Linked DNA regions of Mus musculus: region 1 is linked to region 2. A link is a loop called in an ENCODE intact Hi-C map of the cell type or tissue named here. Cell type or tissue: heart. All regions are shown on one strand. Each heading gives the region's core, and the rest is flanking DNA. Links, peaks and the distances in the headings are about the cores only. Region 1 holds the start of Dkc1 (dyskeratosis congenita 1, dyskerin). Region 2 overlaps Gab3 (growth factor receptor bound protein 2-associated protein 3).

Region 1 (8,344 bases), core at 153-8,152, 67 kb after region 2:
GTTTATATATGCTCGACCCAGGGAGTGGCACTATTAGAGGGTGTGGCCTTATTGGAGTGGGTGTGTCACTGGGGCGTGAGCTTTAAGACCCTCATCCTAGCTGCCTGGAAGTCAGTATTCTGCTAGCAGCCTTCAGACGAAGATGTAGAACTCTCAGCTCCTCCTGCACCAAGCCTGCCTGAATGCTGCCATACTCCCACCTTGATGATATTGGACTGAACCTCTGAATCTGTAAACCATCCCCAAATATATGTTGTCCTTATAAGCGTTGCCTTGGTCATGGTATCTGTTCACATCAGTAAAACCCTAAGACATGTAAAATAAATAAATCTTTAAAAATTAAAAATTAAAAAAAAAAGTTCATTCTGAGTTTGAGGCCAGCCTGGTCTACAGAGTGAGTTCCAGGACAGCCAGGGCTACACAGAGAAACCCTGTCTCGAAAAACCAAACCAAACCAAACCAAAACAAAACAAAGAACCATGATCCAATAAATCCTTACTTGTATCCTAGGCTGGCCTGATATTCACTACGTAGCCCATACTAGCCTTGAACTCATGTCAATTTTCCTGTCTCAGCCTCCCACATGTCAGAAATAGGCATGACGCACCATTGCCTGGCTCCCTTCACAGTCTTTTGTCAGAGTACATAATTTGAAAATATTTCTCCCAGTCTGTAGCATATTTTATTGTACTCTTAACAATGTGTTTTGTAGAGCAAAAGGCTTAAATTTTAATCAAGTCCAGTTTATTATTAGTCTATTTGTTTGTTTTTGGGGATTTTGTTTGTTTTGTTTTGTTTTGTGATTTTTTTTTTTTGAGAGAAGCTTTCTCTATGTAGCCCCTGGTTGTCCTGGAACTCTCATTGTAGACCATGTTGGATTTGAACACATAGAGATCCATCTGTCTCTGCCTACCAAGTGTTGGGATTAAAGGGTTGTGCTGCCACACCTGACCATAGCTTTACATTTTACTTGTTTTTTATAATTTTTATAAATTTTAAAGATTCATTTATTTTATAAATATAAGTATAGTGTCCCTGTCTTTAGACACACCGGAATTGAGTCCCACTACAGATGGTTGTGAGCCATCATGTGGTTGCTGGGAATTGAAATAAGGTCCTCTGGAAGAGCAATCAATGTTCTTAACTGCTGAGCCACCTCTCCAGCCCCCGTTTGTTTGTTTGTTTGTTTGTTTTGTTTCTTTTTGTTGTTGTTTTTGTTTGGGTGTTTTGTTTTGTTTTGTTGAGATGGTTTTTCTGTCTGTCCCTGGCTGTCTTGGAACTCACTCTGTAGACCAGGCTAGCCTCAAACTCAGAAATCCACCTGCCTCTGCCTCCCAAGTGCTGGGATTAAAGGTGTGCACCACCACTGCCCAGCTTGCTGGTTTGTTTGTTTGGTATTTTGTTGTTGTTTGTTTGCTTGTTTGTTTTGGGGTTTTTTTGGATCATGTTTTTATTGTACTACACTTTTTCTTTTCTTTTCTTTTTCTTTCTTTCTTTTTTTTTTTCTGGAGACAGGGTTTCTCTGTGTAGCCCTGGCTGTCCTGGAACTCATTCTGTAGACCAGGCTGGCCTCGAACTCATAAATCCACCTGCCTCTGCCTCCCAAGTGTACTACACTTTTAACATTATTAAAAGCTTACTATAAACTTTATTCATATTATGATTGTATCAGGAGACCACACAGTAACTAACCTATACTTCCTAGGTGTAGACTTGTGTAAATGCATTCTGCGAAGTTTGTCTAACAGCAAAAAGAAATTGCCGCATCAGTAAGTGATGATACATGATAACATCTCTAGCTAGTAAATGATTTAGTACCAGAAGGAGTCATCCAAGTTCAGTGATGATTTCTCAAATAACTGTGGGAATATTGTTTTGGAAACTGGCCAGATTGTGGTGAAAATAGTGTATAGAAATATAGTCTGGAATCAAAATCTAAAAGTATATATGTCTTAGTCAGAGTTTCTATTCCTGCACAGACATCATGACCAAAAAGCAAGTTGGGGAGGAAAGGGTTTATTCAGCTTACACTTCCATGTTGCTGTTCATCACCAAAGGAAGTCAGGACTGGAACTCAAGCAGGGCAGGAAGCAGGAGCTGATGCAGAAACCATGGAGGGATGTTACTGGCCTGCTCAGCTTGCTTTCTTATAGAACCAAAGACTACTAACCCAGGGATGGCACCACCCACAATTGGTCCTCCCACCCTTGATCACTAATTGAGAAAATGCCTTACAGCAGGATCTCATGGAGGCATTTCCTCAAGGGAGGCTCCTTTCTCTGTGATAATTCCAGCTTGTGTCAAGTTGACACATAAAACAATGTACTAGCCAGTACAATATACTAACAAAACACATACTTTTTGTTTTAGTTTGTTTTGTTTTCTTTTTTTGTTTGTTTTTTGTTGTTGTTGTTTTTGGTTTTGGGTTTTTTTGTTTGTTTGGTTTTTGTTTTTTTTCGAGAAAGGGTTTCTCTGTATAGCCCTGGCTGTCCTGGAACTCACTTTGTAGACCAGGCTGGCCTTGAACTCAGAAATCCGCCTGCCTCTGCCTCCCGAGTGCTGGGATTAAAGGGGTGTGCCACCACGCCCCGCTCAAATCAGGATTTTTGTATGTAGTCCTGGCTGTCCTGGAACTAGCTCTATAGACCAGTCTGGCCTTGAACTCAAGCTCTGCCTGCCTTTTGGATTAAAGGCATTCATCACTAAACTAGGCTAAAACACTTTCTTAAATCAATGCTTATTGCTGGGCAGTGGTGACACATGCCTTTAATCCCATATATATGGGATTATATATATATATGTATATATATATATATATATATATATAGTAGAATTTTATTCAGCCTTAAGGAAGGATGAAATGGAATTGAGCCATTAGCAGGAAAATTGATGAAACTAGAGAGCATCAGGTGTTAAGATACTTTTCTTGGCACACAGATAGGATGAGGGTCCATGACTAGCAACAAAAGTGTTAAATTTCCAAGATGGCTTGTTTTCTTCCTCACACTCCTGATTTGAGACAAAGGCCTAGCAGTATAAAACAAAAGCCCTGTAAGCCTTTGTCTTCCACCTGTGAGACCCTGCTGGTGAACTAGCTCAACAAATTCAAGGCTGGTTCAGGGCTTGCTACAAAACAGTAGGCTAATCAACCACTCTATCTTTCTTCAAACTGACCAACCCTAAATTAGGAGAGGGAAACTTCAGAGACTTAAATCCCTAATCTTTGAGAAGAGACTGGATTTTTTGTTTTCCTGTGCAGAGACACACATTTACAAACTCTTAAGATTGTTTTCAAACACATTTTTTTTTCTCCTGCAGCTTCTAGGTTTTTAAATTGTGTCCTGGGGCAAAGCAGAGGTTAACTCTTGGCTTAAGAAAATCTGTCTGAGGGGAATGAACTTTTCTTTCTTTGCTCTCATCCATCACTCACTCACTCACTCACTCACTCACTCACTCACACTTCACTGTTGAACCTTATCATCAACCCTTAAAAAGTATTTTAAGCATAAACAGGACCTAAGTTTAATGATACTTTCAGGCTGCTTATTAAGACAATCTAGGGAAAGTAGAAAAAGTTGGGACTTCAGGAAGCTACTGGAGAAATAGAGACATTATAATGATGGTTAGAGAAGTAAGAGTGAAGAAAAATCCACGGGTTCTGGAACTCTCCGAAAGCAAAATCTCTCCAAAAAGATTTGAGCATAGAGATACAGGACAAAGATGAAGGCACTGGACAAATGGCAAATGAGTACTTCAGATTTACTCACCCTATTAATTATCACTGGAGCATTATAAAATAACATTTAATTCTAAGGGTCTTATCTGTTAATAGTCAATTCTGATCATTACCACTATTAGCAAAATGAATTCCATAAAGACATAAAAACCCATTGTAAGTCATAGTAAAAAAGAAAAAAAAAACAGAAAAAAAAACTGAAAAAATCTGATTTTAGCATTGTAGATCAGAAGAAAAAGAATACTATTTTTTTTTTTTTTGTCAGCAACAACTAACTGGAAAACTATTGGCAAATGATTCCATCTACAATGAAGATAACTAATGATCTATCAAATTCACTAGATATGGGTTATGAATCCAGAAAGCCAAAAGAATCTACAGAGGTAGAATAGGAAACAGGGTGAAGGAGGATATTCCAGAGATCTTATCTCAAAGGCAGTAGCTCGGATTAACAGCCAGAAGACTCTACCCGACAAAAGTCAGGGCTCAATCCTAGAGCTGTTACTTTCTGGCTGTTACATTATCTCAGCCACTAGAGCTCTGCACTTGATGTCCAGGCTGTGGAATTCGAACTTAAGTGTACAGGTTAAGTGTGAAACACACTGGAAAAAAACTTCATACAGAAAAAAGCAAAACATTACACACTGCTGCATATTGCTTCCGTATTAAAATAACATGCCAGATCCGCAGGGTTATGTAAAATTAACTACCAGAATCACTTTCAACCTTTTTAGTTTGATGTAGCTGCTAGAAAATTTAAAAGTTTACACGAGGCTTGCACTCAATTCCTATTGGCCAATACAGCCATAACTTAATAGGAATTTCAAGGAGTAAACAGCTTTCACTTTGACACTGTGTACCTCAATGTCTTTTTCAATTGAAACTGACATGATAGCAAGCAAAAAAATGTCTGTTTGAGTTAAAACCAGCTATTTATAGCGCGCTAAGAAGGATGTCCAAGTGCTGAAGCTGAAGCTAGACTGGAGGAGGGTACAGTACAGCCCACCCGCTGTAGTCTGTTACTGCAGAAGCCTGGCCAAGGTTCCAAGGCGCTCTGCCAAGGGTTGGCAGTGTGGGGTTGGGGTGGGGAGGAGTGAGGGGGAGCTTCCAGGCGCATGTGCGGTCACACCTCCGTGGCCGAATCAGCCAATGGGATTGAGTAGACAGTCCGCGGGTTCGTAGAGATTCCTGCCCCCGTACCCCGTCCTGTCCTCCTCCTCCTCCTCCTCTTCTCTACGTCCCTTTTTTATATCAGCAAGCTAGGGGCGGTGCAACGGTGGGCGGGTCCTAATGACGTGCCCGGACGGGTCTCACACCATAGGAGTCTACAGTTCTTAGTTTGTGGCGGCTTGGGCGGGACGCACGCGGTGCAGTTCAAGATGGCGGATGCAGAAGGTAAGAGGTTCTGGTGGCAGTGCCATGAGACCTGTGGGGCCTCCTACACGACCCGGAGCTAGTTATAGTGAGATTGCATCGTGACCCGCGGTTCCCCGTGTTCCCGCTCGCAGTTTGGCTGTCTCACCACTCGGCTCTGGCTCTACCTGTGAATGCACGCATTCGTGACCAGTGACTAGGCTTCATTAGATCCTGGCTTCGTGCAAAAGATTCTACCAGGGTCCCCTCCCAAAGGCATCAGCCGTGGAGGCGACTGTGTCGTGATAAGGAGACGCGGTAGCATTTCTGCTGGCACTAGGCAGGACATTATGGAAATGAGGGTAGCAAAGGTGCAGAGCAAGGGTTAGGAAGGAAAGGAACAGAGGAGTTGGAAGCAAGTGTAACTCAGACCTACAAGAAAAACTTTAAGAGATCACAAGCCCCTATGGACAGTGCAGTGTTCGTTTGTGAAACTTTCCAGCCTGTGGACAAGTGCTTCCCTAAGTAATATTTGGCCTTGCCACAGCCACGTGGAGAACCCGAAGGGAAGCCAACACGTGCTAGAGTCATTTACCAGCCAAGCCATCCTAGTGTTTGGCCTCACAAACGTAAGTTCTCTCCAGTAATGTCAGACTTTAAAATGTTTTCTTTGTCCCGATTTTAGAGTTAATTTTAAACTTTGGTTTTAGTTTTCAAAATCTTCAAATATTGAGTTTGTTTCTTGTAGTAATTACATTCCCAAAGAAGCATAAGAAGAAAAAAGACCGGAAGCCATTACAAGAAGATGATGTTGCCGTGAGTAGAAATTTACTTTGCTTCGACTGATTGAGATAATTTAGTAAACAGCACATTAAAGGGGGAAAGTGCTTTTAAATATTCTCAATCAATATGCTAGTACTTAGTGGTCATTATGTAGAACGGGCAAAAACCTGAAATCATACAACTCCCAGAGAAATTTTCTAACATGCATGGCATGCTAAATGGTGAGCTATTGACCCTGAATTTCTCTGCCTTACTCCATCAGCAGACCCATGGTTTTGTTAAAATATTTGGATTCAACTTGATCTTCCTAAAGTTGAGTGACCTGGGTTTCAGAAATCACACCCCTCCTTTCCTCTTGTTTAAAAGGCATGCACTTCCAAAATTAAGCTGAGAAATGTTTCTGCTCTATTGAAGGAAATACAACATGCTGAAGAATTTCTTATCAAACCAGAATCTAAAGTGGCTCAATTAGACACTTCTCAGTGGCCCTTGTTACTAAAGGTATGTTTTCTGTGTATCAGATGGATGCTTGAATTCCATATTATTTCTAGTTAATGCTTACTGCTGGGGTGTTGTGTTGCATGCTCTTTATTCCAGTGGGCCAGGCAAGCCTAGTTTACATAAAGAGACCCTGTCTCAAAAAAGGAATGCTCACTGCCAGCATAGTTTACATTTAGAAAACTTTAAATGATGTAGCATGGAATATAGTATGTCACCAAAATGTCAATTGCTGTTAGGTTTTAGACAATTGCACTTTTGAAATCAACTCCTGTAGACTGTTTCAGTGCCTAAGAACATGGGGTTTTGAAGCCAGACGCCTTTGAAATAAGAGTATATGTGATCCTAGGCCACTTTTTTTTTTAACAATTATTTCTTTTATGTGAGTATATTGTAACTGTCTTCAGACACACCAGAAGAGGAGGGCATTGGATCCCATTACAGATGGTTGTGAGCCACCATGTGGTTGCTGGGAATTGAACTCGGGACCTCTGGAAGAACAGTCAGTACTCTTAACTGTTGAGCCATCTCCCCAGCCATGGGCCAGTCTTTTAACCTCACTGAATCTATTAATTGCTCATGATTATTTTCTCTTAGGATGATGTGCAGGGAGTTATAGGAGGTATTCTATGAAGCATGCTTAGTTTACGGTTGCATGTCATAGAAATTATAGGTTATTATTTAGGGATTTAATTAGTGATATTGAGTAACCCATTGAACTAAAATTTATAATTTTCACAAAGTGGATACCAGCTATAAAGTTAAGACATCTAGCAAAGAAGATTTTAAAATATAAATTTAATATAAATTTTTATTTCATCGATTACAGTGTGTGGGTGGGATGTTGGGGGTGCATGCTCCACATGGCATACGTGTAGAAGTCAAAAGATAACTTGCAAAGTTTGTTCTCAAGTGTCGTGAGTTACTAGTATTGCAGTTTTCCCTAGTATGTAGGAAGGCTTAGTAGTGTGTCATTAATAATGGGAACAACATACATTTATGGGCTTGAAGGGCTACAGTGGTTGGTGGTGTTATTTACTGACTCTTGTTTTACTTCTATTGATATGTTATTAAACTTATGTTATTGCTTTCTAGAATTTTGATAAGCTAAATGTAAGGACAGCACACTATACACCTCTTCCTTGTGGTTCAAATCCTCTGAAGAGGGAGATTGGGGACTATATCAGGTAGGCATGCTCTGTCCAAACTTAAAGTCTTTTGAAACTGATGCTCTCACTGAATTTATTTGTTATTCAAGGGAGTAGTAGTGGCAGCTTAGAACAGCTTTGTCCTGAATATATAACCTAAATATGTGATTTGCTTTTCTTTTTATGTCTTCATGCTATTTTTTTTAGACAAGAACAGGAGGTGATTACCTTTTTTTCTTCTATTTTAGGACCGGTTTCATTAATCTTGACAAGCCCTCTAACCCCTCTTCCCATGAGGTGGTAGCCTGGATCCGACGAATACTTCGGGTAGAGAAGACTGGCCACAGTGGCACACTAGATCCCAAAGTGACTGGTTGTTTAATTGTGTGCATTGAACGAGCCACTCGTTTGGTGAAATCACAACAGAGTGCAGGTTTGTAAAAGAGAGAGTAGGGGGCTATACTTGTTTCTGTTCTTGTTTCACTTCTACATTTTGGCTCTTAGAAACTATTTCTTTAGAAAAAATCTTAAAGCACGAGTGTGAATTGGTTTCTGTTGTTCTCTGCCAAAATCTGGTGGTTCTTTAAGAGTTTGAGACACTAAGCATGTGGATATTGAATCAACTGTCCTGTTCCTAGCGCTGCGGCAGGTCACTTGTATGCTTGCTGGTTCTGCTCTTTATTGTGTTCTTGGTTTTGCAGACAGGGTTTCTCTGTGTAGCCCTGGCTGTCTTGGAACTCACTCTGTAGACCAGGTTAGCCTCGAGGATTCACCTGCCTCTGCTTCCCAAGCGCTGGGATTAAAGGCGTGCGCTACCACCACCTGC
Region 2 (8,344 bases), core at 32-8,031:
CTCGTGTCTCTAGCTGCATATGTATCAGAAGATGGCCTAGTCGGCCATCATTGAAAAGAGAGGCCCCTTGGTCTTGTAAACTTTATATGCCCCAGTATGGGGGAATGCCAGGGCCAAGAAGTGGGAGTGGGTGGGTAGGGGAGTGGGGGCAGAGGGTCTGGGGGAGTTTTGGGATAGCATTGGAAATGTAAATGAAAAAATACCTGATTAAAAAAATAAAGTAAAAAAAAAGTCAGTGAGGATACTTGTCAAGCAGCCTTTGAAAGCGTCAGAGAACTGGAATGGAAGAGTGGTAGACAATGGCACTATATGCAAAACTGCAAGTCATTCACATTGGAGAGTATGTCAGTAGACAAAATTAATGAGACTAGGTAAGAATTATATATAGCCAATCAGGATCTAAAAAGAATGTGTGAATTGAGATGCCCAATGAAACTAACAAAATTGATAAGAAATGGGATGAGCTATAATCTCCAGGATCATTATGCAGGTGAAAGGCAGAGAAGAAAATGGGATCAATTTGAAGCAAAACCATATGACCTTCTACATACATGCTAAAGTAGGCCCTCAGGTGACACCAAACAAAAGTCAGTAGCTCAGTCTCTGATGAGCAGATTCCAACCTGGGCAAGGACTAACAATAGACAGGGTCTCCAGGCCTTTACAGTATTTGTAGCAATCTATGAATCTTTCCTGGTGGTTAGGCTCAAAAGGAAAATGTAGGTACCTAGGAACAGGAGAGTTTTGTGTGCTCTCACCATACAGTCAGCCTCTTTAGGAGACTGGACTGGTTTCAACAAAGAATGTTACTAGTGGACACAATGTGTGATAAGGAGTTGTAAAGGATAGTTTTTGCCCATAATTCTTTGCCTTAGCACCCATCACTTACCTTTCCAGGACCCCACATGGTCTAACCCAGAGAGAGAGATTCTTCTTGGTACCATAGTATACCCTGGCTTCTTGTTACTGCTGTGCCCAGTCAACAAGGGCTGATCTTGGCGTTGTTCAGAGAGATAACTTGGCTTAGGGGGACGAGGAGGTGGAGTGTTAGACATAATGTTTAGTTCTTTTACCCCACTGGGTAAGGAAACTTGCTTTTCTTCTACATGAACTGTGGGGTTTAAGGAAGATTCCAACAATGGTGAAGAAGACATGAGGTTCCTAGATGGGCCATTGATTTCTCTATTCCAGATTAAAGAAGCCTGGGGCCGTATGGAAGGAAAATCCTGAGATACTTTCCCATGGTGCAAGGGATGGACCAAATTATTAGAGATAAATGGCTGTAGACCATCAAGAAAAACATCATCAAATGAAGTCTGTGCCAATGAGTGGTTTGAATTTGACCAGCTATCACATCTGGTGGGAAGACTGAAGGAAAAAAAAACAAATAAATTTGATTGCTATGTAGACATCCACACATAAAAGTCACATGTACCTATTAAAAAGTTGTCATATGCCACCTTTTGTTCTACTTGTAGAGACTTATTTTTTCTACAACCCACAGTTATACCAACTCCTTAGTGCAGACAAAAAGTCTGCTAGGTCTTTTTCATCCTATATAGCACAAGATGAGTATGAAAATTGCAAGGTTAGAAATGAAAGCCATGGGCTGGAGGGATGGCTCAGTGGTTAAGAGCACTGACTGCTCTGCTCTTCCAGGTGTCCTGAGTTCAATTCCCAGCAACCATATGGTGGCTCACAACCATCTGTAATGGGATCTTATGCCCTCTTCTGGTGTGTCTGAAGACAGCTACAGTGTACTCACATACATAAAATAAATAAATCTTAAAACAAACAAACAAAAAGACTGTTTTAAAAAAAGAAAGAAATGAAAGCCACAATGTTGAAACCCATAACTCATTTTATTTAGCATACTACTTCATCTTTAATAGTGATATTGATAATCATCTGCCCTTGTCCTTGGCAATAGTAAGAAAGAGATAATACTAGACCCATCTACTAGAAATTATTTTTGCTAAACAGGTGTATTTGGCTATGTGCTTCAAGCACATCTCAAAGACTTTGCAAAAGGGAATGTCGGCTCTGTGAACAGAGTAGAACATGCTGGAAGGCCCAGTTGAGTCTCAAAAGTAAGCATACCTGGCATGGTGTAGTCTTCCAGTCTCACAGTTGGACAGGATCAGATAATCAGGAAGGAACAGAAACTCTGACTCACGTCTGGTTTCCTCAGTGACTACACTATTAGTGTTTCGGTCATCTTTTAGTAAGGCAGAGTTGGCAACATGGACAGTATGAAGTGAACTGGCAGGAGATGGCTGGAAGGAGGAGGGCATGTGAGAGAGACTCTCCATGGAATCTGCAGGAAAAATCATTTCCCAGGTAAGTGTTTAATGAATGGCTATAACATTCAAAGTTTTTCAAATAGCATCCAAAACCCAAGTAGGAGATGCGAATCACAGCTGGTGTTTGTATGAGTGGAGGTAACCACTTCCTTAAGCTATAAACAGTGTCTGAAAAAGGAGACCAATGTTCCAAGGGTGGAGTGTTGAATCAATTAAAAGTCAACACACACATACACACACACACACACACACACACACACACACACACACACAAAACAACAATAACAACAACCCCCCCCCAAGCATTCTTGGCTGAAAAACTACAGTTCAATAGCTTAACAGTTCTCATCAGCAGCTTTGTATTGTTTATTTACTCAACAAACATACATATATGTGGGCATCATATTTATGCATAACAAGTCTATATATACTTACATATGCATTCATGCATATAAATATTATGATTTGGATATGATGTACCCCCTCTCCAAGGATCATATGGGGAAGGCTTTGACACTGACTAATGAATTGAATCATTGAGTGGATCATGTTAACTCTCACTAAGAATGGATTAATCTACTAAGGAATTTATAATTTGGTGGCATTATTTGGAGGTGGTAGAAAGTTTTGAAGTCATGATTTCTGGGTGGTGGTGGCAGCAACAACACATACCTTTAATCCCAGCACTTGGGAGGCAGAATCAGGCAGATCTATGAGTTTAAGGCCTGCCTGGGTCTACAGATCAAGTTCCAGAACAGATAGGGCTGTTACAGAAACTCTGTCTTGAAAAACAAAACAAAAAACAAAACAAACAAAAAAGAAGTCATGATTTCTAAAAAGATTAGTACCATGAAAAAGAAGTTAAATGGGAATGGAAAGATGGCTCAGCAGTTAAGAGGTCCTGACTGCTCTTCCAGAGGTCCTGAGTTCAACTTCCAGCAAAAAATAAATGAATAAATAAATAAATAAATAAATAAATAAATAAATCTTTTTAAAAAGAAGTTAAATGGACTGGGTATGAAGCACAGTGATGGGGTGCATGCCTACTAAAATCAAGGCTCTGGGCCAAATCTCTAAATGTGTACCAATGACAACAATACTAATAATGTGAAGCACTTTGCGCCCAAAATTAGGAAAGCTGTGTTGATGATACATGGAGAGTCAGCATGACCCTAGCCATTACAAGAATAAAGTGTTAAAGTATAAACCCATTTGAAAGACTCTCCTTTGAGAAGAGGGTGATATCATGATACCCTAATCATAGGATGCCTTGCTTACACAAAGCTACCCAAGTTTAGTAACACAGATATTTGGACGTTGCTGCAGTCATGTTTCAAGAAGGACTAGCTACCACCATGAACTGGTGGTAGACACTAGCATTATCACAAGATGCTGGTTTTACAAGGATACTGAATCTAAGAGTCTTGGAATCTTGGGGCTGTCCTTCTAGATTGCAAAGGAAACAACCAGACAACGTGTGCTAGGATCAGATGATTTGAGAGGAGTCCATGAGAGGGCACTATATAAAGCTGTGTGAATGAAGCTCAAGATAGGAGGGAGAATGTGAAGAATGTGGACCATCTTTACTTGCTTTGTTTTGTTTTGTTTTGTTTTGTTTTGTTTTGAGATAGGATTTATTTGTCTACCTTTGGATGTCCTGGAACTCACTTTGTAGACCAGGCTGGCCTCAAACTCACAGAGATTTACCTGCCTCTGCTTCCTGAGTGCTGGGATTAAAGGTGTGCTCCACCATTGCCTGACCACAAAATGTCTTCTAAAGAAAGGCACTGGGAGCAAGTGGAGCTAACCTAGGGAGTAAACCATATGAGCTGTAGTAGCTAACAAGGTTGGAGGAACACGGCTCTCCAAACCCTGAGGAGCTCACATTATGGTGCTCTATGCTCCAACTAAAGGACATGAAATTATAGGATTTAAAACTTGTCCTGCTGGGTCTTGGCTTTTCTTGGGTCCCACCCCTTCTTTCTTATGCCTCCATCCCTGAATTTTGAAATTGGAATGTTTAGTCTGTGCCATTTTATGTTGGGAGTATGTAAATTGTTTGATTTTTTTAATAGGGTCTCACAAACAAGAGATTGCTTCTAGTCTCCAGATAAGATTTTGTACTTGGATTTTTGAGTAACCCTGAATTTGTTGATTCTTTGGGGAAAGAATTTGCATGTTTAGTTGTGTATAGGATAGTTATAGCATGTTAGGTAGAATTACAATCATGTTGCTGTCTCTATTTGGAGTTTAAGTATAATTTAAGGGAATTTAATAAGGTATCAGATGGACAAAGATGATTAATTTTATCAACTTGGCTGAACTGAAAAATGACTTAAAAGTTATTCAAGCACAGTTCTGTGAGGATAGGAATTTTCACAGATGATTAAGGGAAGAGAAGTGTGTACATCATCCAATGAACTAGGACCTTGGATGAAGGAAAAAGAGAACAAAGAAGCCCACAAGTATAGGCATGCATTCTCCTTGCTTCTGGCTACTATGAAGTGAGCAACTGTGATGAGCACATATTTTTGCAGCTATGACCGTGTGCCTCACAATAGGCTAACAGCAATAGGCCTATAAACAAAGGAGCCAAGCAATCATAGACAGAAACAATCAGTCAAAATAAATCTGTTCCCCTTTGTTTTTGTTTTTTTTTTTTTTGTTTTTTTTGGCACTGCATCAAAAAGCATATTGCATATGCATAAATTGTGTGTATATTCATTTTTATGTGGAAATTCTATTAGTGCATCTATATATGTGACTGGAATCTTTCTAACTCTGATGATGTAGCTGAAACAAAGACCCTGTCTTTACTTGAGTTTACACTATCCCAGAGGAGTCACATAAGGAACAGATAAATACAATGATGTTGATAATTGTTATATATATAAGGAGAAAGAAAATAACAGTGTGTTTTGATGGCCAAGTAACTCTCTGTTTCTCAGGAAAACTAATCTGACCAAAGTCTAAGAACAGGGATCAAAAATTAATGAGGATTAAGAACTAATGGGAACTCCAGATCATAAAAAGCTTGCTTTTATTTTTTTCTTTGTATGTGTGTCATTTTTAAAAAAAAAAAACCTTCTCTCAGATATTACATCCTGACCACAGTTTTCAATGCTGGGTTCCTAAGTCAAAGTGACCCTGAACTTCCTGAAGTCATGTCTGGGTTCTACTAAACATCTGTTTTCTTCACGTGTCCCCTGTATATAACATAGAGATGACAATAGCACATCTACCACAGAGCCAATATGGGATAAGACAAATTCATAGGGAAGATACAATGTTCACTGGTCTGTAGCTGTCAGAGACAGAAGCAAATACTGTACAGCTGTTCCCTCTTATTGTACTTTCCCTTTCTGTGATTTTGTTTACCTGAAATCAACCGTGGTCTAAAAATATGAAATGGCAAATTTCAGAAATAAGGAAGTAGCATGTTTTTAAAAAGATTTTTAGTCTCTCTCTCTCTCTCTCTCTCTCTCTCTGTGTGTGTGTGTGTGTGTGTGTGTGTGTGTGTGTGTGTGTGTACATAGTTATATGAGTGTGGGTATATACACACAGTGACTGTGAAGATCAGAAAAGGGCTTTGGGTTCCTTGGATCTGGAGTTACAGGAAGTTATGAGTTGCCTAATGTGGGTGATGGAAACCAAAAACAGGTTCTCTGCCAGAGCAGTTTGCACTCTTCACCACTGAGCCTTCTCTCTATCCCTGGAAGTCATAAGTTTTAAATTGTAAGGTATTATTTATAGTTTGATAAACTTTTGTGCCATCTACTATGCCTGGTATTTTAATCTTTTCTTTGTCCAGCATATCCACATTCTACACTATATGTCCATCAGTCATTTAGCAGCTCTCTTTGTTAGCAAGTTAATTGTCACAGCACCACAGTAATTTTTTAGTAACTTTTTTTTGCTTAATAATAAGATACAATTTGCTAAACGCATGAAATTTAAGAATGAAGACCAAAGTGTGGACACTTTGCCCCTTCTTAGAAATGGGAACAAAACACCCATGGAAGGAGTTACAGAGACAAAATTTGGAGCTGTGACGAAAGGATGGACCATCTAGTGATTGCCATATGCAGGGATCCACCCCATAATCAGCTTCCAAACGCTGACACCATTGCATACACTAGCAAGATTTTGCTGAAAGGACCCAGATATAGCTGTCTCTTGTGAGACTATGCCTGGGCCTAGCAAACACAGAAGTGGATGCTCACAGTCAGCTATTGGATGGATCACACGGCCCCCAATGGAGGAGCTAGAGAAATTACCCAAGGAGCTAAAGGGAACTGCAACCCTATAGGTGGAACAACAATATGAACTAACCAGTACCCCGGAGCTCTTGTCTCTAGCTGCATATGTACCAAAAGATGGCCTAGTCAGCCATCACTGCAAAGAGAGGCCCATTGGACTTGCAAACTTTATATGCCCCAGTACAGGGGAACCCCAGGGCCAAAAAGGGGGAGTGGGTGGGTAGGGGATTGGGGGGATGGGTATGGGGGACTTTTGGGATAGCATTGAAAATGTAAATGAGGAAAATACCTAATAAAAAATAAATTAAAAAAAATAGCCTCAATATGTAAGAGTAGTAATCCCAGAAATTGGATTATGTAAAATAAAAGTCATGAAGTGCTTCTGTTAGTACAAACAGGTGACATATTTTCACCTAATAAGAAAAAATCTTATACTAAGGTTGCAAGATTAGCATAAGAATGAGCCTTCTGCTAGGGTGGTGAGGCAGGAGTGGGTAGATGGGTGGGAAGCACCCTCATAGAAGCAGGGTAAGGGGGGATGGAATAGGGAATTTGCAGAGGGGAAAGCAGGAAAGGGGATAACATTTGAAAAGTAAAGAAAATATCCAATTTAAAAAAAAGAATCAGTCTTCTATTCATGAAATTGTGAAAGAAAAAGAAATATGTACTAATCATGCTGTCCCACTTCAAACTACAAAAGTTTCTGATGACTGTCATAGCGTATGATAAATACTTATGTAAGATGGAAACGCATTAAATTTGTGTGTCTGTATGTAGAGAAAATGATATACCATCAAAAGTAGACTTTGATATTATTTGAGGCTTCAGGCATCTACTTGGAATTTTGAAATCGATCCCTTGCAAAAAAGAGGGTGGTGCATGTGGAAAACTGCAAGAAAACCTTTATAACATGAATTTTAGATGAAAAAAAAAAAAAGACTTGGTCTTTATATTCTCCTAAAAACTGAGGGAATAAAAAGAGTTGTGGGGAAGTTTGGTTTCTTCCTGAGGCTTTATTCTAGTACCTTTTGGACCTCTGGTGTGTGTGTGTGTGTGTGTGTGTGTGTGTGTGTGTGTGTGTGTGTGTACAACTGCTAGATGAGAAATGAAAAAGGAAGTGAATTATAACAGGATGTATGAAAAATATATGTGTAAAAGTTTGGCTAAATGTAAGAATTAGGGTAGTGAAGAGTCAGCAACAAATACCACTGGAAAAGATGATCAAGGAGGTTTGTTGGGTTTGCTTGACATCAGGCTCTAGGCATGATGGATATACTGCTACTTTGCAAGTTCTATCTGTTGTAACAAAGATAAAGCATTTGCTGTTCATTTCCTTTTCTTTGCGTGCTTTCAAAGCTCAACAATGTTACTACATAAATAAGCTTCACTGGCTCATGAAAAGAAATGGAAGCACACACGCATGTTTGCCTTAGAGATGTAACCCTGACTCTCCACTGATACCTGGTGTTATAATGTGGATACTTCCTTGGTAGATGGTAAAAAGAGCAAAAGAGTTATTTAAATGTTGAAGTATGTGCCAAGATTAGGGATACAATTTCTGTCTACTAAACAAAGAAGCTAAAAGAAACCAGATTCAAAATCCCCTATTCTGTCAGAATATGGTATAATTGGGCTCTGTGGTGACTAATCTTAGTTGTCAAACTGACTACATCTGAAATCAACTATAACCTAAGTGACTGGGCATGACTGTGAAGGGTTTTCATGATTGAATCATTTGAGGTGAGATGGCACACCCTGAATCTTGGCCATACCTTCTGGTAGC

What was found. Hi-C counts contacts between places; a loop is a spot of excess contacts. Peaks named below come from ENCODE experiments on the same cell type or tissue, not always from the same donor. Only the 100,000 strongest peaks of a DNase experiment are listed, where the experiment ranks them.
Region 1: a loop joins it to region 2, with 2.2 times the contacts of the local background. A loop is called at or near these places in 2 of 42 quality-filtered maps.

What each region holds. Positions count from the first base shown.
Region 1 is chrX:75,090,997-75,099,340 of GRCm38, forward strand. Dkc1 (dyskeratosis congenita 1, dyskerin) reads left to right here and starts at 4,858. Exons shown (of 15, transcript NM_001030307.2): 1 at 4,858-5,131; 2 at 5,838-5,905; 3 at 6,287-6,373; 4 at 7,466-7,557; 5 at 7,767-7,951. The coding sequence starts at 5,116. In heart, for the core only: no CTCF peak of the experiment used is centred there; a DNase peak (open chromatin) is centred at 4,865; H3K4me3 peaks cover 2,814 bases; H3K27ac peaks cover 1,334 bases.
Region 2 is chrX:75,023,890-75,032,233 of GRCm38, forward strand. It overlaps Gab3 (growth factor receptor bound protein 2-associated protein 3), which reads right to left. Exons shown (of 10, transcript NM_181584.4): 3 at 2,100-2,316; 4 at 889-1,367. Among named protein-coding and RNA genes, the nearest start is that of Gm25629, 30 kb to the left of the region's middle. In heart, for the core only: no CTCF peak of the experiment used is centred there; no DNase peak of the experiment used is centred there.